Regions from separate parts of the Homo sapiens genome. Here region 1 is linked to region 2. A link is a loop called in an ENCODE intact Hi-C map of the cell type or tissue named here. Cell type or tissue: MCF 10A. All regions are shown on one strand. Links, peaks and the distances in the headings refer to the core of each region. The heading gives the core; the rest is flanking DNA. Region 1 has its middle 110 kb from the start of LINC02114. Region 2 overlaps ADAMTS16-DT (ADAMTS16 divergent transcript).

The links. A loop is a pair of places that touch in the nucleus more often than their neighbours do. Peaks named below come from ENCODE experiments on the same cell type or tissue, not always from the same donor. Only the 100,000 strongest peaks of a DNase experiment are listed, where the experiment ranks them.
Region 1: a loop joins it to region 2, with 6 times the contacts of the local background. A loop is called at or near these places in 8 of 110 quality-filtered maps.

Annotation. Positions count from the first base shown.
Region 1 is chr5:4,870,863-4,886,704 of GRCh38, reverse strand. No RefSeq gene overlaps it. Among named protein-coding and RNA genes, the nearest start is that of LINC02114, 110 kb to the right of the region's middle. RefSeq lists an enhancer at 6,878-6,947. In MCF 10A, for the core only: a CTCF peak has its summit at 6,819 (motif pointing left); a DNase peak (open chromatin) is centred at 6,814.
Region 2 is chr5:5,118,605-5,134,446 of GRCh38, reverse strand. ADAMTS16-DT (ADAMTS16 divergent transcript) reads left to right here. Exons shown (of 4, transcript NR_109915.1): 2 at 377-579; 3 at 677-810; 4 at 1,215-2,362. It also overlaps the pseudogene RN7SKP73. Among named protein-coding and RNA genes, the nearest start is that of ADAMTS16-DT, 14 kb to the left of the region's middle. In MCF 10A, for the core only: no CTCF peak of the experiment used is centred there; a DNase peak (open chromatin) is centred at 7,806.

The DNA.
Region 1 (15,842 bases), core at 3,975-8,974, 250 kb after region 2:
TGCCCCTCTTCTATTCAGAGGCCTGCACTTAGCCCTCCTTGTTCATTTGCCGGATAAATGATGAGAATCCTGCTTTGCTGTTTCTCTGGATGTCGTCTCTGATGCCCACGTTGCCGTGACTTATGGCCTTTTTTCATGCCTTATCTTAATGAATTGCTCTTCGGAATATGATGTTTATTGCATTTTCTTATCACTCACCCTTGCTGACTTTGGGGACACTCTTCTCTCCTGGTTCTCCATGGACTTCGCTGTCTGTTTTGTCTCATTAAAGAATTCTCTTCCTCTGATCTCTCTCGGTAGACGGTGGTGATCCTAAGGGCTCCATCCTCGAGCCACTACACATCACGGCTGTTCCCTAAGGAAAATCTCTACCAGGGGAGCCCAGGCCCTCCTGAGGTTTCTTTTCTTGTAAAGTGACAACACACACATGCACACACACACACGCCCAGAAGTGCATACGCACACACACACACACATTCCGTGCCGTGGGCTCTCCCTGAAATATCAGAGGCATTCTTGGAACTTCCTGCTGGACTCTGTGCTTCAGGCTTGAAGGGGCTCTTGGCGGCAAGAGCTTATGCTTGCCTGGCTTCAGGTGATGAGCCTCCTTGTCCAGCACCCATCCTCACTTCTCTCTGCCTTCTCACACTTGCTGTGATTGGTGAGCTTGCGCAGAAACAATAGACCACATGGGGCTCCAGCTCTGCTGAGTCCTCCTTGGAGCTCCTATGTCTGCAGAGATTCTGGGTTCTCGACTACTCTCTGGGCCATGCACAGCAAGGGGAGATATTGATGAGCACACCTGAATCTACTTCTAAGCCCCGTCTTCCTGTAGAGCTCTTATCAATAATATCTCACACATTTCCAACTGACTGACACCTCCATTTATTTCTCAATGGATTCCAAGCTCAAGTAAGGAAGAGAGATTCTATTTATTGGGATCCTAAATCCTCAACAATTATTCAAACTCCGAATAATAAGGACCAGGCATGTCCTCCTTCTCCCAAATGTGTCACTCTATCCACACTTACCTACTTCAGCAACCTGAGGTCAATCTCAACACCCTCTGCACTCACGCTCTTCACCTCTAATTGATCTCTAACTTCTATCCTTTTTCTAAGTATTTCTTTAAACTTCTCTCTTCCAATTTCAATTACTAGCACCCCAGTTTAGAGCCTACAAGATGACTCGAAATAGCTTCAGTCAACACAGGAACCTACTGGCTCATTTGATCAAAATGCCCAGGGGTTGAGCTCATTTCTCATTTGCAGGCTCCAAGGACCCCTGTGTCCGGCTCACCCTGCTGCTGTGGACAGGAGCTTGCACCCTTGGTAGCTGTAGAAGCCTTCTTACAGTCCCCACCCAGCTCCCCACCTTCAACCTTTTTCACTCCTGACCCTGGTCTTTCTTCCATTGTGGTGAATCTTCAGCAAACAGTAGTGTACTCATATGCTTCTCCATCCACTTCTGCTCACACAGCTTCTTTTTCTGGAAGGTGGCTTTTGTTTTCTTCCTGTGGCCAAGACTACTTGTACTCAAAAACTCAATTTCTTTTCTCCATTAACTCTTTCTTCCTAGAAAACCAGATATCCACCTCTCTCATTACTTACTTTTTAAACCCAGTTCTTTGCATTTCAACCCCTCATGCTGAAGCACCTCACGCAGGATTTCCGGCCTCTGGGGGCTTTCTATAGAGAAGGCCTCTCGATAGCGTGCACAGAGCCTTGAACAGAGAGGTTGTCCTTCTGGCTGCCGTATCAGGCGCTATGTCTCCATGGTGCCTGGGGGGTGATAAAGCCATCTTCAGCGAGGGCTGAACTGAACCAGTGATGGACAGATTGCTCAAGTAAAAGAGAGAAAGGCATGGAGAAGGCAGCACACAGCAATATTCCCAGCAAAATCAGACAAGGAATTTGCAAAGTCTGCTAATTAGGGAAAAAAGAAGCCCTCTATCACAATCAATAAATATGTAAAGGTTGTACAGAAAGCGTTTGAGGAACAAAAATGCATATGTGAAAAACTCTCATTGGAAAAAAAAAAGAGTGTGAATCAAAGAAACAAAACAATGTAACTCAGATATTGTGGAGAAGCACAGTGTAGGCCCAGAGAGGATGTGGATCTGGAAGACTGGCCCTCTAGCAGACACTGAGAGCACACCAGCCTGCAGAGCCCCAAAGATTGGAATGCAGTGTGTGCCTTGGGGTTGTGTTACCTACAGCTGGGTTTGCTCCAGATTAAGTACATGCAGGTCTCACTGCAGAGTGTGGGTGCAGTTATTCTCAAGAGTATTGGCCTTTTCATAGATTGCTGGGTTAAAAAAACAAAATAAACAAACAACAGTTCAGAAATTGTTATCTGAAACACTTGGCTGGACCCCACGCACAGGAAGCTCAGGTGCTTAGGGGCTGGCACAGCCCTGAAGAAATGCTGGCTCTGCCATGTCTCTCCTTGTGATGCTCCCCATGCCTCATGGTCACCTAAACCCTTCCTTTCCTCTGATTCTGTTGTACCCATTCACTTAAGGGTCCGAATCGTCTGTGATGTTTTGGAAAATATCGTTCCTTCTCCTGGCCAGGTTTCTGGCTTTGTTAGGCCAGTCATAAACAGCACGGTCATAAGCAACACATCCATTGCAAACCTGCTTCTCCTCCCTATTGTCTGCAAGCCCCAGTTAAATGTTAGTACCAATATTAATTCATTTTCAATATTGTTTTCTTAAATTACATTACTATTTCTTAAAAATAACCTTTGTCTCCCTTCTGTTGCCTACTCTTGGGTAAAAGGGTTAGTCATAAAACTTGCTCCTGTAATGCCTCCTTTAAATGTCATTTTGAGCAGTTTTTATTTGGGGCATCAAATTAAAGTGATTCGTGTATTTGTTTTCTCTTTTTCTCCCTGCATGCTCAGCACTTTTCCTCACCGCAGGGTAAGGTCCCCAGGAACACCCTTGTACACGCTCATTGTCATGAGGGTTGAGTTGGGCCATCATAGCCAGAGTGACCTGTGGAAATGCTGAGTTCCTCCTCCAGAAGTGTCAGTGCAGGCAGCTAGTGTGAGCACACAGCCTTCTGCGGATGCTGGAGGGAGCAGCCAGCCAGAGAACTGAGCTTTTCCAAGGAACCAGGGAGGGGAGGCAGCAGCTGTGACGGATCTGAAGTGGCCCTTGACACATGGGCTTATTAAATTAAAGTTATTGGCACAGTAATGTGAGCGAGAATCATGCACTGAATGTGAATCCAGGATTCACATCCTGATTTGTGCATGCATCCAGCCCTGCCTTTCCAAGGTGACACTTCTATTACTCCGCTGAACTCTGCTCCTCTGTGATAATAACGGGGTACCCTTGGCTTGCACACTTGAGATGTGTCTTGTTCCCGGCACTGGATGCCTGAGGACATTGCCTTTCTTTGCTTGTGTCCCCGTTTGTATTTTAAAATGTGCTAGAATGCAATCCCCTCACCTCCCTCAGAGTAGTAGTTAATATTTCATATGGATTCTGAAAAGTTACATCTACAGTTCTGTCAGAAGTGAGATGCTGAAGGTCTACAGACTTTATAGTGCAGGTAATCAAAGACCCCGTGAAGACATTGGGAGGTCAGTGAACAACACAGTCAACCTACAGTGCCTGGAGTCAAACTTTTCAGATAAGTCTCTACCCTGTACCATTTCATGATGACAAACAAGGCCCAGCCACCCTATCCGTGGGACACTGGCAGGTTCTTGTCAATCAGGCCTCAGAACCATCTTTTAATGTTTTCCTGCCACCTAGGGTGATGCTACCTCTGAGCTTATACCCAGATGCTGCCCCCAAGAGTGTGGACTGAAAAGACACTGCCAGAATCTGGATTCAGACACTTCCACACCGTGGAGTGCTAAAGGGCACAACAGCAGGGCCCTGAGCTGCCTCCTGGTTGTCACATTCATGCACGTGGTTGTCCTGTGCCACAAATGCCCTTCCAGCCTGGCCCTCCAGCCCTGGGTCTGTCTGGGGACCACCTCTTTTGGCTTCAACATCCATCTCAAAGGTCACCTCTTCTCTTAGCTTTGCTTCAGAAATCACTGTTTTCTCTGCCTGCCATCAGTGTGGGACTCCTCTCTCTTGCCTTATGTTTCCAAGTTGGCTGCTTCCTCAAGGACTGTGAGTTTCTGCAGGACCTGGTGAGTAGAGCTTCCAATGGCCTCCTCCTCATCCCATTGGTGAGGGAGGAAGTCCTGCTCCAGGCTTATGAAGATGGCCAAACACACACCAGCACGGGGCAGATGCAGCTGGCAGTGGTATGTTAGTCACATCCACTCACATTCCCAGGATGGAAGACACCGTGCGTCATGTGGCCCCACAGAGTCACATTCAGGAACTGAGTATCCACCCAGGGGCTGGGGCAGGCTGGCTGTGTAGTAACAAGAGGGTGGGATGACCCTGGTTCCAGAAGGAAGATGCAATTTGCCTGTTTGCATCATTTCAGGGGCTGGGGGTTGTGGAAGGCCACTGCTCAGGGATCAGCTGACATTGCACCCGATTCCTTGATTCCAAGCAACAGGGCGGCTTGGCCAGGGGACATTGTTCATGGGAGCAGATTGGGCAATATCTATGGCTATGCCATTCCAGACTCTCCTAACTTTACCAGCGCATTAGTACCCCAGTAAGTGCCAGGGAAGGGCTGGTGGTTAGTGTGGCTACCCTTGTAAGTGCCAGGGAAGGGCTGGTGGTTAGCGTGGCTACCCTTGTCAGGCTACTTGCATGGCTAACATTCTACATAGGAAGTGTGCGAAGCTCAGAATTTTTGTATAATTTGTTTTGCCCTCACTTGTCATGCTCCTTCAAATTATAGCAAAAAGTTTAGGAAGATCTCATCTTTGGCATACTGAGGAATCTAAGATCAGTGAGAACTCCCTCTGGTGTGTGGCAGGCCAAGTATTTTAGAGAGGGACGGATGTCCACATATCAACAGCTGGTTTTGTTCATCCTCTATTAGTGTTCTGGATAGTCCTGCATTTTCAAAGTAGTCACAAAAAATAAAACTTCAACTAGTTCTAATCATCTATTAAACATGTCCCGGGGCATTTTCTGGCAGAGTTGAGTGCCGAGTCCATCTGGAGGGGCAACACGGGGCAGGTATGTCTGGGGCTGCAGGGCTCAGCTGGCTCATGTCTATTTGGAGGCCATCCCTGGCTCTGTCACCTTTTAGCTTTCCGACCTTGGACAGGGGACATAACTTGCCTCAGTGTCTCTACCTGTAAAATGGGAGTGATCCTAATAAAACCTACTTCATAGAGTGACTCTGAGAATAAAATGTGAAAACACAAAGAAAGCGTTTAACATAGGGCCTGCCTGTGCTGTCGGCAGCCACAGAGGCTGCTGTCTCTGTGTGTGTAGTGGGTGAATGGTGTACTCCAACAATTCTTGTACACTGGGAACCTCGGAGCATTGCCTGACTTAGAAATATGGTCTTTGCAGATGGAATTAAGGTAAGAATTGAGATGAGATTATACTGGATGAGGGTGGGCCTAAATCCAATGAGAATATCCTCATAAGAGACAGATCTGGACACAGAGAGACACAGGAAAAAAGAGGAGAAGGCCAGGTCAGAAGGGAATGGAGGGATGCAGCCAGTTGCCGAATGCGTACAGGGATCAGAAGCCGGGAGAGGCAAGGCAATTGTCTCCTCCGGAGCCTTCAGAGGGAGCACGGCCCCATGGACACATTGATTTCAGAATTCTGCCCTCCAGCACTCCAGCCTTTCTGTTGCTTGGAGCTATCAATTTCATTTTAAGTTTTCAGGCAGCCCTGGGAACCTAGCAGAGCATAAGACAATATAAAGTACTTAGGGTGCAAAGCAAGGGCCGGGCACTCCCAGGAAAATTGTTCTAGAAAGCAGCGCTAGTCGGTGATCGTAACCCTTCATCCAACAAAGGTTTATTAAGTGCCCTCCCCCATGCCAGGCACCACTGTGTTAACGAATAAAACCAGCTGATGTATTGGCCTCGAGAGCGCCCGGCCTTGCACCCCAGTTGCCAAGCAGTTTGCACACCTCACTGATGCCGGAAGGGCATGGCCTGGAGGGTGGTCTGCTTCCTGGGCACAGGTCCTGGTTTCTGGAGTCAGCCCCGCAGGTGGGTGCTACATGAGTCGCAGCCCCTCTGACCTCAGCCGGCCCCTTGCGGGGGCACCCCTGGTGCACCTGCCACGGTCCCCCATGTGCTGGGCTGAGTCCTTCCCCTTCCTGTCTCTCACTCCCTCTGCCCCAAGGAGGTGCTCCTGCACTGGCACTTGCAGGCCTCAGATAAGAAGAGGAGGATGTCCCTGTGGGCTCCTGCGGGAGCTGCTGCTCCCGTCGGGGTTGTTGCCTCCTGTCCATGAGCCATCTCCACCCGCAGACGGGGATGGGCTGATGGTCGGGGCAGCTGCACACCCCGCCAGTGTCAGCACAAAAAGTACCAACGAGACTTCTAAAGGGTCCCGTGATTCTCCAAATACTTGATGAAAAGGCGTAATTTTTTTTTCTTCCAAAACCACAGCTGTCATTTTTGTTAAATGACAAGACGTCTTCATTCTTTACATCTGATAAAAACAAATAATGCTAAGGAAGAATTTACACTGAAGCATATCAGAACGGGAGACCGGACTTCGAGGACATTTCACAAACACCGGGACCGTGGGTTCATTGGACCTATGTTAGAGTTCTATCCCCTCGAAGTCTACACTCCCCAGCCCTGTCCATAAAAGAGGCCTCGACCTGGGAAGTGGACCAGGGCCTGTGTTTGTGGAGATTCCTGGCAACCCCACGTCTATTTCACAGCCATGGTCCTTGGCTGCCCTCTTCTGGTCGGGTCTGGAACAGCTTGGCTGAGAGGCCAATTTCCTGTCCCTCTGCATTGGGTGTTGGGTGTCTGAAAGCTAGCCTCCAAGTTAGGGTGAACAACTGTCCTGGTCTACCTGGGACCGAGTTGGGGACTTCCTGGGGTGCAGGACCTTCAGTACTAAAATCAGGCCAGTGTCAGACAGATTTAATTCATCCTTCTAGGATGAATAAATTCTTCCTAGGACCTCATGGGCCTACGTCAGAGGAGCAGGGGGCTTGGAAATGAGCCTCAGTGTAGTGCATTGCTGTGTGGCTGCTGCTGGGGATTGTCGGTGCACAGTCGACTTTCCTCTCTGCTGTTATCCTCTATTAGAAAGTGTTAGCATCCATGTTTTGTTTGCTCTGGGCCAGGGCTTTATATTGGTTCTTTAGGTTAATTTGAAGGACTCCTATTAGCAGGTGCTGTCCATAACCTGGACCCAGCCCACCTGCTTGAGCTCTGCATTCTAGGAGGCCAGGCTGGTACAGTCCATCCTCCCGATGCAGTGTTTGCTCCCCAGGGAGCTCACCCTCCCAGCCGGCCCTGTCACCCTCAGGAGGGCCCCAGCTGCAGCCCACTCCTCAGCCCAGGCGACAATCTGTCGATGTGTCGGCCTCGTGCAAGGTTACGTGTCCATTGAGCGCAGGACTGTGTGGCATCCTCATACCTGACGCAGTGACCATCTCAGGGAGAAGCCCAACCTCCCAGCCCGGTCACCACCCAAAGCCAAGAGCAGGCCACCTCAGTTGCACCAACCTCTTCTGTAATAGCAGAAGTGCAGCTGTGGCCCTGGCTCCAGCAGCCCCACCTGATTTTAGAGGTGGGGCAGCTTCCAGCTGCGGGGGCTGGTTCCCTGTCAGTGACTGGGTCCTGGGAGGCCTGGAGACTCAAGCTTCCCCTGACTGCAAGGAGCTTGGCCAGAGGCCCTCTCTCCCCGCCTGGTCTCCCAAGGACCTTGCCTGAGACTGCTGCGAGGGTGGCTTAGGCGGAGACACACCTGGGATGTGACAAACTGTGACTCCTTAGGGCCCCATCACGCCCAGGGCCAACCGGACCACTTCCCTTCAGAGTACAGAGGCTGAGCACCCCCACTTCCACCTGCTGTTTGCATGGGGCCACCTCTACCTGCCAGTTGTCATCCCTAGCCCATCAAGAAATATGCCACTGTCTAAATAAACAGGGCTGATTCTTGACCCTTTCTTTCAACCCTTGCCAGAAAAGGAAAAAAGAAGTTCACTTAATAATCATATTGAAACTTGAGATGGGATAAATCACTTTTCTAGCAATTCAAATTTTCAGTCGGTCAAAACGTGCGTGGTGCAGCACCTAGTTTATGTTTCACAGGCAACCCATCGCCTTTGGTTTGGAATCAATTGAGAGCTGATGGTTAAAACGAAAACAGGACTCCTCATGGCCAGCCAAGTTCCAGGGGTGGGGACCCTGGCACTTCCCCAGGGAGAAGTAGGAGATGGGGGAAAGGAAAATCACAGCAGGTCATTCTCTACTGAGTGGAGTGGAGACCAGGAGGGGGATTAACCTTTTCATCTGCTCGCCCAGTTGGCTGTGTGCATGCTTTTGAGGGTGAAAGCAAATGAAGGTCTACAGTCCTCCTGTTATCAGGTCTTTGTGAGAAGGAGCTCGGGGAAGCCCCGGGCTGAGAAAGGTTGGGTGGACGTTTCATTGCATAGAACAAGGTACCAGGAATGAAGCCAAAGGCTTTGTGGGTCGCCGGTTCTGATCCCCCATGGAGGACAGAAACCTCTTTAGCCAAGAATTCTTCATCGTGATGCTATAACAACCTGAAAGAAGCGTTTCCTGGGCATATTAATAGCATCAATAATTGCAGCAAGGCAGGGTGGGGGAGGGTTTCTGGCCATTTCTTCTAAAGTAAGACAATAATTTCAAAGCTTCTTTTTCAAATAGAACCTTTGTTATTAAAAAAGAAAAAGAGCCAGCAAATATTTACAAGTGTGAAGTTAAAAATTGAAAAAAAAAAAAGTACCCATCCCTGAATGTGAACCGCTGATCTTAGGTAAACAGGTCAAGGCTGTGGGCAGTTGCCGGGAGACTGGCCTCAGGCATCAGTCTCCGCCAGCTCCTCACAGCAGGGCACCCTGGAACCTGCACATGCACAGATATTCTAAAACAGAGCAAGAAAAAAAAGAACAAAAATTTCAGTCAGTTAATACAAACAGCAAACACAGCAAACTTCGACTAAGGGGAGACGGGAACCAATATTTATAAAAATGACTGGCTCCCAGGCAACGGCAGTTGCTAAAGGCCTACAGTTTTCCCATTCAAGTCCTAAACAAAATTACAAATTGTCAAAGTTACTTTTTATGGCAAGTAAAACAATTTTTAAAAAGCACAAGTTACAAATGGACACTATGCACAAATACATCTTGAATTGTTGCATGTGTGGTCCAGCATGGGAATATAGATACCTCTAAGTGTATAACGTATGCATCCCATAATAGAAAACTGAGATGTCCCATGTACACTAACTTGGCACATAACTGAAGTTTATTTTTCTTTCAAGGCGGTGAAGTTTAAGCATTTTTATTATGTAAGGAAATCATTATGTAAATGCCTTTCATATCCTTCCCAGTTTCCTTAAACGCTGCATGGCAAGCCTCATTTCATGCCATTTGAAAATTCAAAGTTGTGATCTTGGGCCCGTGAGTGTCTCCTGCACTGTGGTGGTGGGAAGGATGCCCAGGGGTGTGAGCTAAGCTGGGGGCTTTGCTGGCCACTGGAATTGCAGCATGCCACTGGCCTCTCTGTCACGATCCTCCCACTGAGTGACCGTTCATTGCAGAGAAGTGCCTGGGTGCTGGATTCAGAGACTGATGTGGGTTTGAATCCCAGTAGAGTCATTATTAATTCCTGTTCCACAGAGCCCTGGAGTGCTGGACAGTGATGCGGCGGGGGTGCTGGCACCTTGTCGTTAATGCCAAGGCCGACTTTGGTAAGAAGCTGCCTCTGTGCCAGCCTAACTCACGACTGTCGTCTGTCCCCTCCACAAGTTCATGAGGTCCTCCTGACAGGGAGGCTGAGCCACAGGGAGCTTCAGTCACTTGTCCCAGGTCACTCAGATGACTAACGACAGAGCTGGTGGCCTGACTTCCACCCGCGGCCTTAGGGACACACTGCACTGCCTCTCACTTAATCTTAGCTGTCAGTATGATGATCTGATGATCCTCTGTGACTGGGACAGGCTTGTTACCTTTATCGGCATCACATTTTCCCTTCTGAAGGGAAGGCAGCTCTTTTCCTCTGCAGAGGTGCTTCTGGGCTGAACTCGGGTGACTGTGAAGTGTCTCCTGCTGCCCTCGGGATAGGCCTTCATGCATTCCAATGGCTCCATTTTTTTTTTTTTTTTGTCTAATCTCTCAGCAGCTCAGATCGCCACTTCCTGATGTCTTCCACAGCTCCCGCTGTACTAGGAGCCTCTTCATTTACACCTCGTGTCCGATTGAGGGTCAGATGCTGAGTAATCTTGAGAAAGGTCGAGCTTGCAGGGATGAGGACGGGGCCTAGAGGATGACTCTGCTCTCAGAGCTGGGGTGGGTGGGAGACTGGATGCTCAATGCTCAATGATCTGGGAGCCCTGAGCACCCTCAGAGTAGCTCACAGGGAGGTCTAGCATAGTTGCTTTCCTTGCTGACAGAGCCCTCAATTCTTCTTGCAGCTTCACTCTCATGAGGGCCCTGGCCGAGAAGATGTCTCACATGGAAAAGCCTGCACTGAGCACCTGATACCTGACAGGTCTTCTGCTTGGTGCTAAAGGGGCAGAGCCAGGTACATATGAGGTGGCTGGTGGCCAGTCCATGGGGGAGTGCTATCTCCTGGGAGCTGGACAGTGGCAGCTCACTTCAGCACACGGAGGCACATGAGCGATTGGCTCAGATACTGGGGACTGGGGCCATGGCTCCCAGCTGAGCCCCATCCATGGTGGCTTGGAACTGTCATCTGCTCCTCCATCTACCCCTGAATGTGAGAAAGCAAGAATTATGGGAATCTGGGGTTTGGACCATTATCCTTCCATTTCAATATGATGGACAGGACAGTAGAATTAGGGAAGAATCATGTAATTTACTTAAAGTTTCCCTGATCTCTGATATAGTTTGGATGTGTGTTCCCTGCCCAAATCTCATTTTGAAACATAATCCCCAGTGTTGGAGGTGGGGCCTGGTGGGAGGTGATTGGATCATGGGGGTGGATTTCTCATGAATGGTTGGGCACCATGCCTTTGGTGCTGTACTGGCAAGAGCGAGTTCTCACAAAGTCTAGTTGTTTAAAGCGTGTGGCACCTTGCTCTGTCTCTCTTCCTCCTGCTTTTGCCACGTGACATGCAAGCTCCCTCTTCACCTTCCACCATGATTGTGGCTTCCTGAGGCTTCCCCAGAAGCAGAAGCCAGTGCTGTGTTTCCTGTTCAGCCTGCAGAACCATGAGCCAATTACACCTTTTTTTAAAATAAATTACCCAGTCTCAAGTATTTCTTTATAGGGATGTGAGAATGGACTAAGCTCTCCTTTCAGAGACGTTGAGAATTACGGTAGCAGAAGCCCAGGAGAAACCGCTTGTCCTAACATGCGGGAATGCTGTTGATGGAGATACACCCACACTTGTCTGTGGTGTGGCTGAGGATTGAAGCCACCACACACCCTGGATGCACCAGGTCAAATAGGAGACCCAGACGCCCTCATCGTAGAGTATAAGCTCATTGATCAAATAGCAAAATGTCATGGGATGGCTTTAATAACTGTTGCTGGTCCTTGGCCAGTTCTCCCATGGAGAGATGCGGTCAATTTCCTCTCCCCTTGAATCTGGGTGGGCTTGTGTTTCCTTCCAAGAGAGTGAGGCAGAAGTGATGCCATGTGACTTCTGAGATGAGATCGTTAGAGGGATTCTCCTCCTGCCTGGCTCTCAGGACACTCACAGGACCCCAGAGAAGCCCATGCCACCTGGAGAGGCCAGGACTTTGAGAGCCCAGTTGAGCTCAGCACCTAAGTCTGGCAGTCCCAGTATCAGATGCATGGGAGAAGGAGTGTGTGGAAGCCCCCAGCCACGTGCATCTTCCTAGCTGAGGCCTCAGACATTGGGATCAGAGATAAGCCAGCCTCCCCACCTTGCCAACTTCCTGGCCAGTGGAATCCAAGAGCATAATGATGTGGTGGGTCTTTAATGGTGCACATGTGTAGAAGCTCCTTATGTAATGATCAGTGATCAATAACCAGAACAGGACAGGATATTCCACCACACAGCAGTGCCCAGGTGCTGCACAGAGTACGGTTGGGACTTACTACATTTGAACCAGACTTTAGGATACCTGGAAGCTCAAGTCAGCAATCTTTAGGATTCTTGCAAATACGTGAAGAATAATATCTGGGTAAAAAGGACACAATATGACATTGAATAATCTTATTAATGACGTGCTCACAGAGCCCTCTCCCTGCATCTCTACCCAAACAAAGGAAGTCACACTGACAGGACCGGAGGGAGAGCCCAGGGCACCACCTAGTAGAGTTGCCGTCAGGAGCATGTGCAGGGTGCCAAGTGATGGGTCCAGGAAGGCACACTGGGCTCGGCCACCGGGGTCGCTTTCCCAGGATGTCGCAAGAACAGGGCGATGGGGACCTGCAAGGTGGAGTGCAGGAGGACACAGAGTTGGATGTTTGTCTGCAGAAGCGCTGTTTCCCTTATCCCCTCCACAAGGTGAGGAGAGAAGAAGGAAGATCACTCTTGCATATTTATATTTATTTTTGTTTAACAGGAACTTACAGAGACCAGGCGCAGGGGCTCATGCCTGTAATCCCACCCCTTTGGGAGGCTGAAGCTGAAGGATCACTTGAGGCCGGGAGTTTGAGACCAGCCTGGGCGATATAGGGAGACACGATCTCTACAAAAAACTTTTTAAAATTAGCCAAACATGATGGCTCAGACCTGTGGTTTCAGCTCCTAGGGACGCTGAGGTCGGAGAATCCCTTGAGCCTGGGAGTCTGAGGCTACCGTGATTATGCTGCTGCATTCCAGCCTGGGCAACAGAGCAAGACCGTTGAAAACCAAACAAAACCAAAAACCCAGGAACTTACAGAGTGCTCGCTCTTTGTCTTCAGATGCTGATTTAATTTTCTCAACAATCCCAAAGCAGAAGGCTCCTTGATCTACAGACAGCCCCTGCTTTTCTGGACTCAAATGTGTTTCAGCTTTCACACCAGAGATTCGGGCTTAGTTAGCACTTTGCCAAATTAACTCATCTAGAAGGAGCAGTAAGCCAAAAATGACTCTGCTTTTCAGTAGAAATACGCCTGAGACTTAAAACTTGCATTTGCGAATTGTTCTTCTCCCTGTGACGTGGCAATGATCATTTGTAGCTGCATTCCCCATGTGACTATGTGAATTACATGCACAGCCTAGAAGCTTCACACCTCAATCCTGGGGCATAGTTAGAGCAAGGGTGCTTCAGGGTTAGACTGATATCCTGCTGTGTAGGTAAGACTTGATGAACACTGAATAAGGGCCTGTTCTCATCTCTACAGATGATTTACACAGTGGCTCAGAGAGAAATACGGCCTCTGGGACCCTCATGCACACGTGAGATGCAAATCCCACCTTTTATTATTAGTGTGCATAGACTTCTTTATTGTCAGTTGTATCCATTCTCATTCAAGTTCAACTTCAGTGCAGTTCTCCGGGTTGAGGGATCGGGTGCATGAGGCTGTGACCTTGGTAGGTCCATGCATCTTCTGGAGCAGCGGACAATGATTTGGGTTGGAGAGCAATGACAACTCCAAGAGGGCAGCAGGGCAGCAGGGAGACTAGAGTGCCTTCTACCCCATCCCAAACTCACTTTAATAGTACGCCGGACAAAGGGGGCTTTTATAGTTATATTTACACAGAAGCACCAGGGATGTTTGTCTCCACATTTTATCATTTTCTTAATTCCTCAACTCTCAAGACCCCTTTTCTAAAGATCCTCATAAACACTGATATTTATACTGTAATAAATACAGGAAATTTTTAGTATGACTCTACAAACTTCATATGTAATTCATTTTAGGGAATTTTACACATTTATTTTCTATTTCTCAAATTCGTAAACATTTATTTTATGTTTATATTCTTTCTTTCCTTAATAATAGCCAGTGTGCAAAGTGCTCTTAAGGATACATATCTTGTCTTTAGAAAGGCAATTACCCAGTGGGAAAGTCAGTGCAGACGAGCAAATGTTTATAAGGAGGTATATTTCTAAAGAGGTAGCTGACAATTAAAGTATGTTTATTTTAGAACACTATACTCTACACTCTAAGAAATGCATCTGATAAACTGATTTCCCTGACGGAATAGTGACAGGAATTATTCTCATGGACAAATCATGATCTGGATTCAAAACCATGTCTCAGGGAGAAATGTTAAAGGCACCACGTCCAGTAATTCCAGTTCTTCCCCTTTCTGCTGGACATGCCTTCAAATGCTTGAAGGCTGCCGATACCTCCCTAGACTCACGTCCAGGTTTGAGTGTGATGTACGCATAGATGTGGTTGCTGGCCATGACATTAATTTTTTGCTAGGAATCCTCAGACAGGTGTGATGAGAGGCCTGGAGGATTCCAGCATCACAGCTGGTGAGGTACATAAGTCCCAGATGGCTCACACTTGCTGTACGGAGATGATAACCAAATCCTCCTGGTTCACATTTCCAGGCTCAAATCAGGAAAACCCACCTGTCTCCAGGCTAAATCTCTAGTCAACTGACTTCCAAACATGGGTGAAGGATTCTGTTCCCCATCAGAAGCAAGCTGAGCTCAGGCTAATTGGATGGCTCCTGAACATAGGGCCGTGGGGCTGGGTGGTGGGGCCAGGCCTTTGGAGCCTCCTGGGTGCTGCAACCTGTGGGGAGGCAGCGTCATCTGGGCTCTGCATCTTTCCCCAGGGGGCTCCCTGGCCTGTGCTGGTTTCTGTCTTCCTTATCTCTGCTCCCTCTTCGGCTTCTCTAAGGGGTCCCCTGTCACTGCTTCTTTATGACGGAGCCCTCTCTTCCTCCGTTTCTTCATGACAGAGCCCCCTCTTCCTCAGCTTCCCTTCCTTCCTGTGAAAGCTTCTCCACCTTCTTCTTCGCTAGTAGCAAAAGTGAGAGATGACTAGCAAGACACGGCTGGGACCCTACAGCTTCATTCTGGGCTTTGGGAATTCTGTTCAAAATTTGCCAAATTCATGAGTTGTTTTAGATGAAAAATCAAGCTAACTAAAACTTTAAAATTTAGAAATTTATCATCAGGTCTGTTCCATTTGCACTTTATTTTTTTTTAAAGCTCTTTAATTCCATTTTCACTTAAGAAAAATTCAGAATTGTCTTCTCTGCTATATTGTCGCCTTTTGCCCTCGTTGGTCTCCTCTCATTTCTCTCCTATGCCAGGACACTCGCGATTTGGAAATCCAAATCTACTGAATTTTGCCGAAGGATTGAAACACATTGTCCACATGATATTCTTTTAAAAATGTCGCTGCATTTGAACCATCACCCTCCCCACCTGTGAATACACAGTTATACTCACATGTAGTTGTTTTGCTGATTGGAAGAACTATTTGAGAGTAAATCACAGGTGTCATAATCTTTCACTCCTTTGATCTTTAGCATGTATCTCACGAAAAAGAGAGTATTCTCTCAAATTACCTAAGTGCCTTTATTAGTCTCAGAAAATTCAACATCAATACAAAGCTAATATCTAATACACAATCTATATTCGAGTTTTATGGCATCTTTATGGTAATTTTTTTCACACATGGCATTGAGTTGCCATGTTCTTTAGTCTCCTTTATTCTGTAATGTTCTCTAGCCATTGTTTATTTTTCACCATATTGGTGTTTTTGAAGAGTGCCAGAATTTGTAGACTATTTTTCAATTTGAGTTTATCTGCATCATATAATTCTTTTAAAAGCCAATTCCTATTAAGCATTTCATATAGAATTAAATTTATGGTATAGTATTTGTAGCTGGC
Region 2 (15,842 bases), core at 5,149-10,148:
ACACCTCAGGAAATAAGTCTCAGCACTTTTCCCTGAAGACTTCTGGTCCATACTAACACTGGCTTCTGCCAAACATACTTTCTTCCAATGGGTACAAAGGCGGCATAATTGTCGGAGCTTGGTGTATCAGTTAGCTATTGCTGCGTAAGAAAATACCCCGAAACCTGAAACAAAAGCCAGTTCTTTTTGCCTGTGCATCTGCGTCCTGGCTGGTTATCTGGTGGTCATGATGGGCCCTGTCGATCTTGGCTGGGTTCACGCAGGTGTGCTGTCCACGGGGTTGGGTTGTTGGCTGAGTAGAATTGGGCTTGCTCACATTAATGGAACAAGTGGTCAGATCCAGCTGTATTTCTTACAGTTTCTCACCCTCCTGCAGGCCAGCCTGGGCTTGTTTTCCCGGTAGTACTGGGTTCTGAGAGAGAGTAACTGCATGGAAGGCCTTGAAGACTGGGCTTGGGCCTGCTGTACCCACATGACTGCTTCTGCCACGTTCTACTGGCCAAGCTCTATGGGCAGCTCAGACACAAGGGAAGAGACTCTGCTGCTTCCTGGGAGAAGCTGCAAGACCACATTGCGAAGGTGTGAAGACAGGGAGGGGTAGAGAAGGTAGTCTTGCTTGCCGTCGGTCTGTGGCTTTTCATTTCAAACCTCACCATTTTGTGGATTTTGATCTAAGGAACATGTTGTTGCTGCTCCCATGTTACCTTCGTCAGTGACCTGAGATGCAGACTGGATCTAGGGAATGGTGTTTCCTGTGTGATGCCTTCCAGGAGTATCTGCACCACGGGCAGTGCCAGGCCGAGGACAGAGGTACATGGTGTTAGGTCAGGGCCGTGACGCTGGTGGGAGTGGGGGTGCGGTGGGGGGTGGGGCTGTTGAGAGGCAGCTTTCTGCACCTTCCCCCCAGTCATGCTCTCCAGGGGTAGTGAAGAAGAGCCTTGGTTTTCTTCATTTGTTGGAACACAGTAGGTTAATCAGTGTTTCCAGTTGAATCTACCCACTCCGTTTCTTATGTTGAAGGCCTAGACTCTAATACCTCAGATTGGGACCTTCTTTGGAGATCGGGTCTTTACTGAGGTGATCAAGTTAAAATGAGGCCTTCAGGGCGTGCAAACACGTACAATCAGCCAGAGCCAATGACGTTTCTATCCCCCAGGAAAGAGTGTTGAAACATTGTAACGTGAATATCCATTACAATCTTCTTTCCATCCCAGGGCCTAATGGAGGACACTCTACAACTCCATCCTGCTGCTGGGGGGGCTTGGGGGCGCCTCCACGAGGGTCTTCAGAGGAAAGGCATGTGTGTGGTCTGTGGCCTGCCAGCAGGAGAGCTGGGGGAGGCCGGCATCTTGAGGCTGTTGGCAGCAAGTGCAGGCAGAGGCCTCGGGCCAGAGGGGAGGTGGCAGGGCTCAGGTGCCCTGTGCTTCCTCGGAGAAGGCACTTGGGATGAAGGCTTAGTCCTGCCTGGTAAACCTGGAGGCCTGTGAACACTGGGGTTAGCCCCAACAAGGGAGGAGGTTCCCGCTGCCTCACTAAGAACAGCCTGCTGCTACACTCACCCTGACAGCTGCTCCGCTCCCAGTGAACCCCACCCCGAGAAGGCTCATCGGGGCCACGGACCTCCCTCAGCGCTGCATTCAGAATCCCTCAGGAGTTGTAAACTTCCTGATTTCTGGACCCATCACCAGAGCCCAACGTCACGGGTAAGGGTTAGGGCCTGGATGTCAGGATTCAATTTGGAGAATTCCCCGGGGCAATTCCACCATTGCAGACACTGAAACGGAGCTGGGGCAGAAGAATCACACCAGGTGGCTCGAGCTGAGCGGCTGGGAGTGTGGCAGTGAAGACACTGAGTGTCCGTCAGGGAAGATGGCTCTGGGTACAACAGCGTGCCCAGCCCCTTAGATATTCTCTGCACGGAAGTGGCCCCACCCTGAAGCGCGTGTGCAGTGACTGTTCATGCTTCTGTGTGTGTGCAGGAGTAGTTTGGTTGGAGTGTGCATATGCGAATGTGTGTGTATGGAAGTCTATCTATCTGTAATGTAAAGCAGTTGCGTAATGCAAATGTGTGTGTATGGACATCTATCTGTAATGCAAAGCAGTTGCGTAATGCAAATGTGTGTGTATGGATGTCTATCTATCTGTAATGTAAAGTTCCCAAGTATTGTGTATATCATTGTTTGAGTTTTTAAATTCTAAGATAATTTCTAGAGAAAAAGATGTACGGGTGATTCCTGGTGAAAAGCAGGGACCGTGGGCCTCATATTGAGACACATTTCACGCTGTTTAGATTGTAATGGCAATTATGTATGACTTTTGTACGTTTTTTAAAAAGCCAATAAAATACATTTTAAAATGTGGAATTATTTCTTCTAATTTAAAACCAGATGTTGGCATGGTTAGATTTTCTTTTTTTTTTTCCTTATCTCACTTTAAAAAAATCAAAGAATGACTTTTAAAATCTAAGAATGACAAAGCCATCTTCACTCCTGATCTTACTATTCTGTAAGTAATCATAATGCAATGTTTCTCTAAGAAATGTTGATATGTTTAATTTTTACAAACTGGGCTACGGAATTTAGATTATATCTTCAGCAATGTCATTGCTTCTTTTTAAAATTTTTTTGAAAAATGTTTGTAGAGACAGAGTCTTGCTGTGTTGCCCTAGCTGGTCTTGAACTCTTAAGCTCAAGAGATCCTCCCGCCTCAGCCTCCCAAAGTGCCAGGATTACAGTGTGAACCACCACTCCTGGCCCATTCATCGCTTCTTGGCAGGATAACTACGTTGGACAGAGCAGTGGAAAAACTACATTTGGTATCTGCTTTAAACACTTTCTTCTTTAATTGATAAATAAGAAGAAAACCAGAGTCAGAGGAAGTCTCATGAGGAGAAACCCTCTGAGTGGTCCACAATAAAAGAGAAGAGGAAAGAGTTTATGGGCTCCTGAAGGTGCTGTCCCAACCAGGACAGAGCTGGCACCCCCTTTTTCTGCCCCTTTATTCTCTATCACTTTAGCTTCTCCTTCAGCTTCCAGACAGGAGAGGGGGCCTGAGTGAGGCACAGGGCACAGGTGGCCTTCCTGACTAGGGATGGAGGACGTGCTCAGTTTCACCACCCAGCAGCAGCGCCTCAGCCACTGTGGGAGCCCAGTGGGCTGACCAGGACTATGGGATGCAGCAGGCTGGGCTCTTCCCCCAGGCCTCCCAGCCTGATGCCTTCTGTCCCAGTGCCATGGAGCCCTAGTCACTGTTCCTCTGCATGCTTGACCCTCCTTCAGAAACCCCCTCTTTCTGTGACTGACCTTGGTGGAGTGTGAAGCTAACTGCAAACAAAAGCAAACATCTAATGCTACATCAGCATCATATTACCCAAGAGGAAACACTCCCATATTGAAAAGGGCCCTTGGATGCCAAATATTCTCCTCAATGGCGTTGTGCAAGGGGTATTTGAAACATAATCCCATCATAAATGACCCGTCTACTTCTATAGTCACTCTCTTCTCTCCCTCCACCTCTTCCAGCTTCCAAAGAAAATCCAATCCTACCCCACAGGGAGTAGTCAGTGCTATCTGGTATCTAAACTCATTTCTTCCCCAATTTCTAAAACATTCTATTCTTTCCTTTGCACATTAAAAAATCATGTCACTGGGGCCGGGCACAGTGGCTCATGCCTGTAATCCCAGCACTTTGGGAGGCCGAAGCGGGCAGATCACCTGAGGTCGGGAGTTGGAGACCAGCCTGAAAAACATGGAGAAACTCTGACTCTACTAAAAATACAAAATTAGCCAGGCGTGGTGGCACATGCCTGTAATCCCAGCTACTTGGGAGGCTGAGACAGGAGAATAGCTTGAACCTGGGAGGCGGAGGTTGCAGTGAGCCAAGATCTCGCCATTGCACTCCAGCCTGGGCAACGAGAGCGAAATTCCATCTCAAAACAAAACAAAACAAAACAAAACAAATCATGCCACTGTGTCCATCATGCACAGAAATCCTGTAGTCTTTCCTCTCTCCATGTATTGCTCATTTGCGAGTCCTGTGAAGGTGGCTGCACTTGCTGCAGCTAGAGCTGAACAGAGTGGGAGATCCAGGCTCTGTGGAACCTACACTTTCACCATCTGGGAGTTCTCCTTAAGATAAACTATACAGTTACAAATATAAAATTGGTACTGGGGTTTTAGAAAGGGTCAGTGCAAGTGAAGGGCCCGAGAGCTGAAGTTTCATTAGCTGTGTGTGTGTGTGTGTGTGTGTGTGTGAATCCACTTCACGATCATTCGTGACCCTTTATAGTAGCCACAGTGGCCAGTTGACGTATTGTACATACAGCTTTACCCCCAGACCTATCTCCATCTTGCATCTGCCAGCTCCTTGGTGCAGGCATGACCTTCGGGTTATTTGTGCATGACCTCGGCTGGGATCTGGGATACTAGAGTGCTGTACTCATTCTAGCATGTTTTCTATCAGGACTGTATGGAAGAAAGTTTAGATTATACTGCTAAGAAAACGCCAAGATGTGGTGCACACTGTGTGCTGGGTATGAGTGGTGATACCAGCTGCCAGCCCGCCCTTCCGAGGCTGTGCATGATCCAAAACCAGTCTGCCCAGGCTCCCTTGCTGGAAGGAGCCCTGTTTGGCTTTGCTGGGGAGGGGCACATGCTTTGGTTGCAGAGGCAAAGAGACGGGTCAGCAAGGGCAGAGGGCAGATGGGTTTTGGCATTATTTAGGGGCAGGAAATCACCTCTCGAGAATCACCCACCATGGTGCTGTGGGCAGCAGAGGCTGCAGTGGTCTCTTATGTATTCCTCACCCCCGAGGGGTTCCTGCCTCTGCCTCCCCACCCAGGCCCTGGTGTGGAAGTCTCAGTTCCCTGCGTTGAACTTGCTAAAGTGGCCTCTGTTTTCCCTGCTCCCCTTGAATGCACTGTGAGCCCCATCTTCCACGTGGCACCTTCTCTGCTCAGCTCAGCATACTTGAGCTCTGTGGTCCACAGACAGCCCTGAAGTGATTCTCCAGAGGAGCCCTGGTCTTCCTTTCTATGCTCCGTTTTCTATCACTGGTTTGACAGCCACCTCTGCTTGAATGCAATCGTGTTTTGGCTTAATTTTTAGTTTGACTGTGACTGGCAAAGCTTTCTTGATATTTCTTTTCTCCTGGAGAGGAGACTGGTTTCACCCTAGCTTCCTTGTCCCAGGTTTGGTGCTGGCTTTAAGTGTCAATATTTTATGTGTTTGCTATTTGTATATGTGTATTATTTCATTCTTACACTGCTTTAAAGAACCACCTGAGACTGGGTAATTTTAAAGAAAAGAGGTTTAATGGGCTCACCGTTCTGCAGGTTGTATAGGCTTCCGCTTCTGGGGAGGCCGCAGGAAACTTACAATGATGGCGGAAGGTGAAGAGGAAGGAGGCACGTCTTACATGAAAGGAACAGAAGAAAGAGAGAGAGAGGGGGGAGGTGCTACACACTTTCAAACAACCGGATATCATGAGAACTGTATCATGAGAACAGCAAAGGGGATGTCCACCCCCGTGACTCAATCACCTCCCACCAGGCCCCTCCTCCAACACTGGGAATTACGATTCCACACAAGAGCTGGGTGAGGACACACAGCCAAACAATATCACTATTTATATGTTTCTTCAGACATCTATCTGCACCCCAAATTAGAAATATTTCCCAAAATTAATATTCTCATATTTTCTTCTGAACGTATTTATTATTTTAATACATTTGCAAAATTATAGATTTAAATTGCTATTTTCTTACAAGGTATAAAGTAGAGATCTAAATTTCAGTTTTTTAAAGGATTAAAAATATCCCATTTTTCTCAATTACTTGTATAATAATTCACTTCTTATCACCACTCATTTAAAAATTTAACTTTGTTTAATAATAAGTATTTGGAGTATTTTTGGCTTTCTACTGTCAGTAAAACACTGTTTTAATTGTTATTAATATATTTTATTTTTTATTATGATAGATTTTTAACACCGGCTGACTTGTATTCTCTTACTACTCTTTTTCAACAATTTTCTGTCTATTCTTTTTTGTTTATTCTTTCAACATTATTTTAGGTTTATTTATATCAAGTTTTAAAATCCCATTGGGATTCTGATTGGGATCACATACATTTATGAATTAATTTAGATAATATCAAAATTATTAAAATATTCAATATTATGAGACAAGTAATACTTTTTTCATGTATTCCTATTTTAAAAATACTTCTAAACATAATACGTGTATTTTTGTTCACACAGGTATTTAACATTTCTTATACTGTTTATTCCTAGGATATTCATATTTTTATTGAATTCAATTGGCTCATTGTATCTCATTTTCTAACCAGAATGTTAAAATAATGAAAGGAAGCCAGCCAGGTGCACTGCATCAGAGCACAGGCTCTGAAACCAGATGTCCCGGGTCTAGGGCATAAATCCTGGCTTGCTCACTTAGTCAGTATGGACACATCACTCAGCCGCTCCAAGCCTCAGTGTCCTCATCAGTAAAATGGAGACAATGATAATGACAATAATAGCACTTACTTCATAACTGCTATGAGGATTAAATGAGTGAATATTTAAATAATCTTAAAACGGTCTTTTAAGATTTAAAAAATCTTAAAACAGTCCTTGAAACTTATTAGTGCTATATATGCAGGGTTTTATTTTAAATAAAATAAATAACTTATAGAAATGGTACAGGTATTTTATTTTCCAGTTTCCTCTGTTTTTACGAGGTCTACTAAACTTTTAATTCATTTGCTTGCTTTTTCCAAAAAGATGAAATTACATTATCTCAAATAATTGTCTATTTTTTTTTTCTGGTATTTACACCTTAGTTTTTCCCCTACTTTAGCTCATGGACAGAGTTTCCAGAGACAGCGAAATACTGGTGATCAGGAGCACAGCTGTCTTATTCCTAACTGTAGTGGGAATGGCTCTTGCATTCTGTTCCTAAGGATGGTATTAGCCCTTGTTTTCCAGTAGATTTGTTTTATGATGCTAAAAAGAGTTCTTTTCTAGTTTGCTAAGAAGTACTAGTGGTAAGGAATATTGAATGTTTAACATAATCTCTCTGGATTAGTTTTCTTCTTTAACAAACCCAAATCTCCATCATGATTCTCATTCCGGAGATTAAGAAAATATGAGAAGGCGGGGATTTTTTTATACCTTTTAAGTAATTCTAATGTATCCCTCTGATATGGGTTGGGGGAGTGGATGTGTCTCCTTTTTCAATTTCTAAAAGTTTTAATTCTTCTTTGCCCCATTAATTAATGTAATTACCTAACTTAAAAAAATTGAACAATGCTATTCATGAATTTATCCTGCTTTATTTTGGTATGTTTAAACTATATTGATTAATATATAAAACTAAAATTTAAATTGAAAGTGTACTGATTAATTCAAATTTAGAGTATTTTGTTGAGTATGTTTATATAAATAATAATAAGAAATATTTGTCAATTGTGTATTGGGGGGTGTCTGTGTGTTGTCCCTAGACATACTGTAGTGTAAGACCTAAAAAGGGTCACTATTATATGCTGTCTTGACATCTGGTAAAATTGACAACCTTCCTTTTCACTGGGATGAAGCAGTGTCTGCTTATTCCTGAGTAGAAGATTTCAGTCTTCTGCCATCTCGTGGAATCGTTCAAACAGGCCAATCACACCCTCCCATGGGAACAGGGGCACCTCATCCTCTTGATACTACAAAGTCTTCTCCACAGCCCTTGTTGTTCAGTCTGTTCCAAGTGCAGCCCCACGTGACCTTCCATGGAGTGCAGCGTCCTCCTCCCCAGGCTGTGGGTGTAGGTGACTAATAAACGTTCCCCTCTGCCCAGCACCATGTGTCATGCACTTGGCCCTCCCCATAACCTTAGGGCAGGAATTCCTCCCTCACCAATGGGGCAAAAAAGAAGCAATTAAAACACGTTTGCCTCCCTTTTTACGTTTTGTTTTTGGTGCTTTAGCCACTTGTAAAATTAACTGGACATTTTCCCAAATGATTTCTGTGTTCTGGAACATTTTAAACAAGTGAAAATTATCTGCTTCTTCATGATTTGACAAAACACTTGTACAATTATTAGAGTCTGATTTATTTTTTGGAGGAAATTTTTTGCCTAACTATTCAATGTGTTTTATTGTTAATGGCCTGTTGTGCCTTCCTCCATCATCTTAAGAGCTTGTTTGGAGGTTTTAGCAGGGGAGCATAATTACTCACGTAGGTTTGACTGAAGACCAGTCCTCTTCTACTGGGGTTGGCTGTCCTCTTGGACTGAGTGTGCAGCTTTGGGAGAGATGCACATGGAGCAGTGAGGGATGAAGGGGACATCTAGCTAGCCAGCCAGATCAGCCCAATCCACCCTGGTGACACATGTTGCAGCCAGATTGCCTTCACTTCCTCTCCGTCTTCTTGAAGCAGTTTTTCAGTTTATGTTCTCCTATAAGAGAGTTCCTTTCATTGAGATCTTCAATCAGTTTAGAATAGTTTCTTACTTTTTTATTAGTCTCTCATTAATCATGTTTAATTATGAATAATTATCTACTTATTGAGAATCCACCATGGAGGTTCCTTCCCCATTAAGCTTATTACTCAGTGGGAAAGACAACATTGAACAGTTAGTTTCAATGTTTCACTGATCACATATTTTGAAGAAATACAGAGGGCTGTGTGAATGGTTACTGTGCCTTATAATTTTATTTTTGCACTTTATATTTTATTAAGAATATATTTATTAATTGGGCTCTTTTCCAAACACGTTGCAAATTCATGATAATATATTTAATGTAAATACATAAATATATGTGTCTTTCCTATCTACATTTATAAATATTTTCATCCACAGTTTTTTGGTTTTTTTTTCTGCAGAAAGGGTCTTCCTCTGTTGTGCAGGCTGGAGTGCAGTGGCACAATCAGCTCACTGTAGCCTCAAACTCCTGGGCTCAAGCAATCCTCTTCCCTCAGCCTCCCAAGTAGCTAGGACGGGAGATGCATGCCACCATGCTCAACTGATTTTTCAATTTTCTGTAGAGATGGGGCCTTGCCTTGTTGCCCAGGCTGGTTGCAAATTTCTAGCCTCAAGCAGCCCTGCCGCTTTGGACTCTCAAAACACTGAGATTATAGGCGCAAGCCACTGCACCAGGCCTACCCCCAGTTTTGATCAGTAAAGTCTTCATTCTTGTCCATGTGTCCTCCATTGTGAAGTTAATTTTCCCCAATTTAATGTTTGTTAAATTGGGGTTTCATCTTAAAACCTAAATGTATATTTAACATAACAGTGTGTTTTATCACACCTCCTCTCTATCCTCCTCCATCCTCATCCCCAATCCCTGCAAAGAAAACCCCTGTCACTGGATGTTGGAGCCACATCAATGACATTGTAGAGTACAGGTATCTGGCATCTGCTTGAGTCCTGATTCTGTTCTTTGTAATTCGGAAGCCCATTACGTATGTTGTTGAGCATCCTTTGCTTTGTATATAAATTATCTCCTGGCATTAATTTGATCTTTCTCTTCTTTTGTTTCCTATATTACTTAACTTGCATTAAAGTATATTTTTTGATTTTTCTGAGTGTCGATTCCTTTTTAATTTGCTCCACTGTGTTTATACAGTTTGCTTCTGCATATTTAGTTTTCACGACAAAAAAAGTCTCTAAAAAGTCTCTATTAACTGAGTAAATCATTATATGTTTTTCACCTTCACTTTTAGCTCATATTTTTTAGAACTTCATGCTCTTGTATCAACAATTTAGATATTTAGCCCAGAACACGTCAACCACTGTACCTCACAGAGTGGAGGCCAACGTGGAGTGAGGAGTTCCCAAGGCAGAGGAGGGAAAATCTTGAACTGAAGTCAAACTATCATGGGTGAGGAACACTTGGGACAAATAGTGCATGTTTGACAATTTATATCTGCTCCTTACATTACCAAAAACATCAACTTGGAACAGAAATTGTAAACCACAGCTTTTTTTTCTCTCAGACATGTCATGTTGTGATCTGACACGTACTTTTGCAGAGGAGAAATCTGGAAGCAAGTTCGGATTTGTTATTTTATTGGTAACCCCTTTTGCTCTTCCGACTGGATCCTCATAGGATTTTCATGTGTCTCTGACCTTGTGTTTTTCAAGATGTGTCTGGCTGTGCATTTTGCCATTCATTTTGCCTGGAACAACATGAACTTTTTTGAGCCCTACACTCAGTTTTGCTTTGTTTTCCAGCTTTAGAAAGATCTGTATACTTATGTGCTCATTATTGAGGACGTATAATATTAAATGAGTAGTGTCTAGCATTAAAAAAGATAAGCTGAGAGTTTATACAACTGTTGAAACCATAAAATGACAAAGACAATTACTCTAAAAACTATATATGCATATGTATCTTTAGCTAAATGAGGTTAATAAAAATGGTACGCTTCATATTGTTCACAATAATTTCAAGGATCAGAAAGGGAAGAAGTGGCGGAAAAGTGAAGTGAAATTCTATGAAATTCTGTCTTCCAGATGAGGGAATACTGTTTTATTCATAACTGAAAATCAGAAATAAACTAAAATCCTTTTGAAAAGTCAAAAGAAATATATTGTTGATAAAAAAGAGCAGAATATATTATAGAAGTAAATAGACATTGGCTACTTAGAAAAAAAGCCAACTGTAGCAATAGAAAAATTAAAATTAGAAGGCATAAGATGAATAGAATATCCAAAAAAACTTAATCTGTTATACGCAATAGCTTAAATTTGTTTATTACAAAACAATGTCTTAGATTTTGTAAAGAATTGAAATTAACAATATACTCTTAAAATACACACATACTGCAAATGAAAACTGAAATATAAAATTAAATTAATTGTTCCACTAATATTAAATTAATTTAAAATATTTTTTCAGGTAAGTACATAGCAGGGAGAACAGGATATGAGCATGGATGCATTTCTTGAGCTTCAAAAGTCTTCATGTTTCCATCTGTGTAGTGGGCATGATAAAAATACAATCCAACTCAGAAGGCTGTTATGAGAATAGAATAGATTAATATTTGTAAAGAACTTAGAACAATACCTGGAACATAGGAACTGCAATGTAAGTTTAGTAAAACTTTAATATAAATGAAATTTAATACATTTAAATGAAAAATAATACAAATTATTAAAAAATAAAACAAATGGGAAAAAATAGCTGGCAGTATCCGATCAGTAAAGACCAAATTCAAAATCAACATGAACATTTTCTTTGCTCTAAATGTTGCTTCCAAATCTGGTTGATTTACATGGGAAATAGTTCCAGTGATCCTTCCAGGATAAAGATTGCAGCTCTTGAACAGAATTTAGCATTCCTGCATCCCAAAGACCACAAACTGCACAGCAAATCTGTTGTGACAAATCTGATTCATTTTTCCCATATCGTATCTCATTTGTAAGTACCTTGAACGAATGGGAAAACTTCCCATCAGATTCACAAAAATTATAGGAGAAGACAACCCAGTCTTAATCTTTGCAAAAGCATATGGGAAAAGTCTGGATTATTTTCAGAGATAATGAATATCATCCATGATGTTGCAAATACCACAGTTTATGATGTTCTTCATGCCCTGGGACAGATTCAAGTGGAAAACTTTGATATGTACAGCTAATTAGCATCAAGACGCCATTGTGAAGTGATTTTAGTTCAGCTGTCCCATTCTATCTTCGAGAGATGAAAAAATTCAAGTTTCCAAATTATGAAATTCCAACTTGGTAAGCATACGATTTAATTTTATGGAGTAAGACCAGCGTACTTATAATAACAGTATTGTTTCTTTTATGAACAAAATTAATAGTGTGTAAAATCACTAGAGTACAAAACTCTAATTAACTTCTGATAACTGAGCAATAATTTCTCATGAGAAATTTCAATGCCTAATTTTCACATCTTAATAATCAAAATAAAAATGTCTCAGTCTCTATCTTTTTCTATCTGTCCTCTCAAAAGAACTGATGAATTTGACTATTGTTTCTGAAATATCCTTAAACAAAATCAAGCTTGATAATGTACATATCTGATAATTTCCTTTAACGTAATTTAGAATGTAAAAAACTGCATATATAACAATTAAAGCAAAGTAAATCAATGGAATTGTAGATGACACTTTTTCAAATGCTATCTGACTTAAACCTTTAACATATCTCTCTAGCAAGGGCAGACACTCTGATTGTGAATCACTAATTTGGACATTGAAAAATCACTGTGTATAAAAAGCATTCTTGGTGAAAAACAACAGGCCTGGGGAAATGTCATTCTCTTTTTTTCCTATCCCTTCTGAGTCATATGGTTTGACCATACTGATGTGTTTTTCTCAGAGGAGATAATCACTCCCTATCCCCTCACTCTAGTTTATGTTCTTTATCACTCTTCTACTGCCTGGAATCACATAACATAATTGTTCAGTGCCCTGTTGATCATTTGCATTCCCCCTAGAATGTCTTGATCACTGCTGTATCTCTTGTACTCAGAGAGTGCCCAGCACGTGGTGAGGTTGAATACCTGTTAGTTGCCTGGATGATGGAATGGGTCTACATACAAGTTTCCTTTTTGCCTTTTATGATATTCAAAAAAATCCATGGCTATTATTTTCCTGGAACAGTAATAGAAGAGCTGATATCCTCCAGCCTGTCCTCAAAAACTTCAAACTCTGCTTTCATGATAGGCAAAAAGTAGGAGCTCTCACTATGTATTTTAGTGGTGCAAATTGTTGAAAGAATGACCTTATTTTTTCTGCCCAGAAACACTGTGGCTGGCATAGAAAGCCCTCAATTGCCAGTGGAATGCTTATTAACCATGGACATTCAATCTCTGTACCCCTTCTCTCATTCCTTCCCTCAGCAGTCAGCACAGAGTAGAAGAGAATTTAGACCTTTATATTTTAGGACATGAAGAAAGTTTAAGCCTTTATTTATTTATTTATTTATTTATTTATCTTTACCAAATAGCCAGACTTCAAGGAGATGTTTAAGCCTTTCAATTCAATGTATGCCGACATATTTTTAAATTATTTGGGCTGCACCTTTTTCATTCTTTAGGATGGGATGACTAGAAGTGAAGAAGGGTTAATCAGGTTCCAGGGAAGGAACTAAACAAGGGGAGGCCTAAGTGGGCTTTCATACCTCAATAGGCACTTGGCAAGGAGTCTGGCACTGCCAGTGAACAGAGCTGGGCCGGAGGAACAACAGATCAACACAGAGCAGCACAGCAAAGCCACGGGACAGGAGTGGTTAAAAGGCTGGGGTGGCACGAGCACGCACAGAGGCAGGTGCTAAGAGCGAAGGGCAATCAAAGCACCAGAGGAGCATGCCTTGTCCATTGTCAGGACCATGTAGGTTAGGTCAATTTCAGATATGCTAGAATTAACTCTCAAAGAACACAGTGAACTCATTCTCATTCAGCTGTAGTCTTTTGTTAGAGTGGAGTAAGGATCAGCTTAAAGACTCAAGATGATAGAGCAGAGGCAGCTCCTGATCACCACTGTTAAAGAGAGGGGACAAAGTGATGAGTAAACACTGATCCTGGAAGCTGATTATCTAAGAAACCATATGGGGATCCATCAAAAGAGTGAGGGGAGAACAGAGAAGAATGAAGCTGAGTAGCTGCCTATCTGGGATTGGTATGGAGCCAGGAGAAGCTCCTCAACATGGGGAAAGGGTGAATGAGTGAGAGCCCCCACGGGATCCAAACTTTCCACAAGGGCCTGTGAAATGCTGAGAATGAGAGACTCCCTCTAAACCTCTTTGCCTCTAGACCAATAAAGAAAGTGCCTGCAGATTTGTGGAGGCAACACTCATGTCTGTGGGGCCCCACATGGGCCTTGGGATCTGGAGAAGCCTGGTGCCAGTGCCATAGCCCCCATAGCGGCCACAGTGACAGTGCCTGGAAGCAGTAAGATTGCTCCACAAACCCTCACTAGACAAGGCTCAATGACAGCTTCCAGGAAACTGGTCCTGCTTCTGCCTGAATTTTGTGGTAAGTGCAGCCCTGTGTTTCCCTAGAAAGAACCGGAGAGCAGAGCGGACAACTCTACCCACCCTCCCCACTCCTAGTTGAATGGGTCATGCCTGCTGGGACTTCCAGCACAGTGGACCCACTTCTGCCTGAACTCTGCAGGTGGGCACAGCCCCATGTTCTCCCAGGAAGCACTTGGATGTCAGATGGTGGAACAGATGATTCCACCCACCCTCATTGCTCCTAGCCAGTCAGGACTCACTGGCTTGGGTGGCACCCAAGCAGGAGGGGAGCCCTCACTCTCAGAACACTGAGAGAGGTGAGACACCTGGGTTTGTGGATTGGTGGAGGTTGGGGCATACCTCCCTCTGCAGAACCAGCCTGGAAAGGGCATGGCCTGTCTGCCAACCATGGCTTCTGCCTGAAGGATCCCCATGGACCAGAGCACCTAACAAAGAAAATATGGGTGCAGAGCCAGTGACTGGTTGTAGCTCTTTCAAAGCCCAGAAGCAGACCATGTGAGGGGGATAATCTCTCTTTCCCCTACCACAGAACACTTCTGCCAACTGCGCCAAAAGGCTAAGAGCCTATCTGCTGGCCAATACTCTTAAGTGCCACCGACTGGATTGAAGCCCACAATACAACACCAAAATATGCTGCCAGTATACAGTGCCTGTGAAAACTAAGAAAAAAATCCAGCCACAGATAAAGATTCTGCACAGTCTTGACCTTCTACAAATACCCAGAAATAAAGCCAACTGACTATACTCAACTTATACCACAGTTAAAGGAGCACCAGCCCTCATAGATGAGAAAGAATTAGTGCAAGAACTCTACCAACTCAAAAGCCAGTGTGGCTCTTTACCTCCAAACAAATACACTAGGCCCCCAGGGAAGGTTGTTAACGAGATGGAGATGATTGAAATGGCAGATGTGGAATTCAGAATCTAAGTGGGAAGGAAGATCACCAGGAGTTAGCAGAAAATTGAAACCCAATAGATCAAGTTGGGGAAACAATCTCAGAGCTTGAAAATTGGTTCTTCTGATCAACTCAGTTAGACAAAAATGAAGATAATTTCAAAAAATGAACAAAACCTCCAAAAATATAGAATTATGTAAAGAAACCAAATCTATAACTCATTGGTATTCCTGAAAGAGAAGGAGAGAGAGTATAGAAAATTGGAAAACATATTTGAGGATATAGTCCATGAAAATTTTCCCAATCTTGGTAGAGAGGAGGACATAAAAATTCAAAAACTACAAAATAACCCTTGCAAGCTACAAGATGATCATGAGATCCACCAAGGCATAGATTCATCAGAATTACCAAGGTCAATGCAAAAGAAAACATCATAAAGGCAGCTAGAGAAAAAGATTAGGTTACCTACAAAGGGAAGCCCATCAGACTAACAGCAGACTTATTATAAGAAACCTTACCAGCCAAAAGAGACTGTGGGCCTATTTTCAGCATTCCTACAGAAAAGAAACTCCAACCAAGAATCTCATATCTTGCCAAACTAAGATTCATAAGCAAAGGAGAAATAAAATCCTTCTCAGATAAGCAAGAACTAAGGGATTTTGTTACTACCAGACCAGCCTTACAAGAGATCCTTAAGGTAGTGCTAAACATGGAAATAAAAGTTTGAAACCTGCTACCAGAAAAAAACACAATCAAGCACATAGCCCAAATAAAATATAAAGAAACTACACAATCAAGTCTACAAAACAAACAGCCAACAACATAATGACAGGATCAAAATCATGTATATCAATGTTAAACCTTAATGTAAATGGTCTAAATGTCCCCACTTAAAAGGCACAGAGTGGCAAACTGGATAAAAAGTCCCAGCCCTCTGCTGTCTTCAAGAAACACAT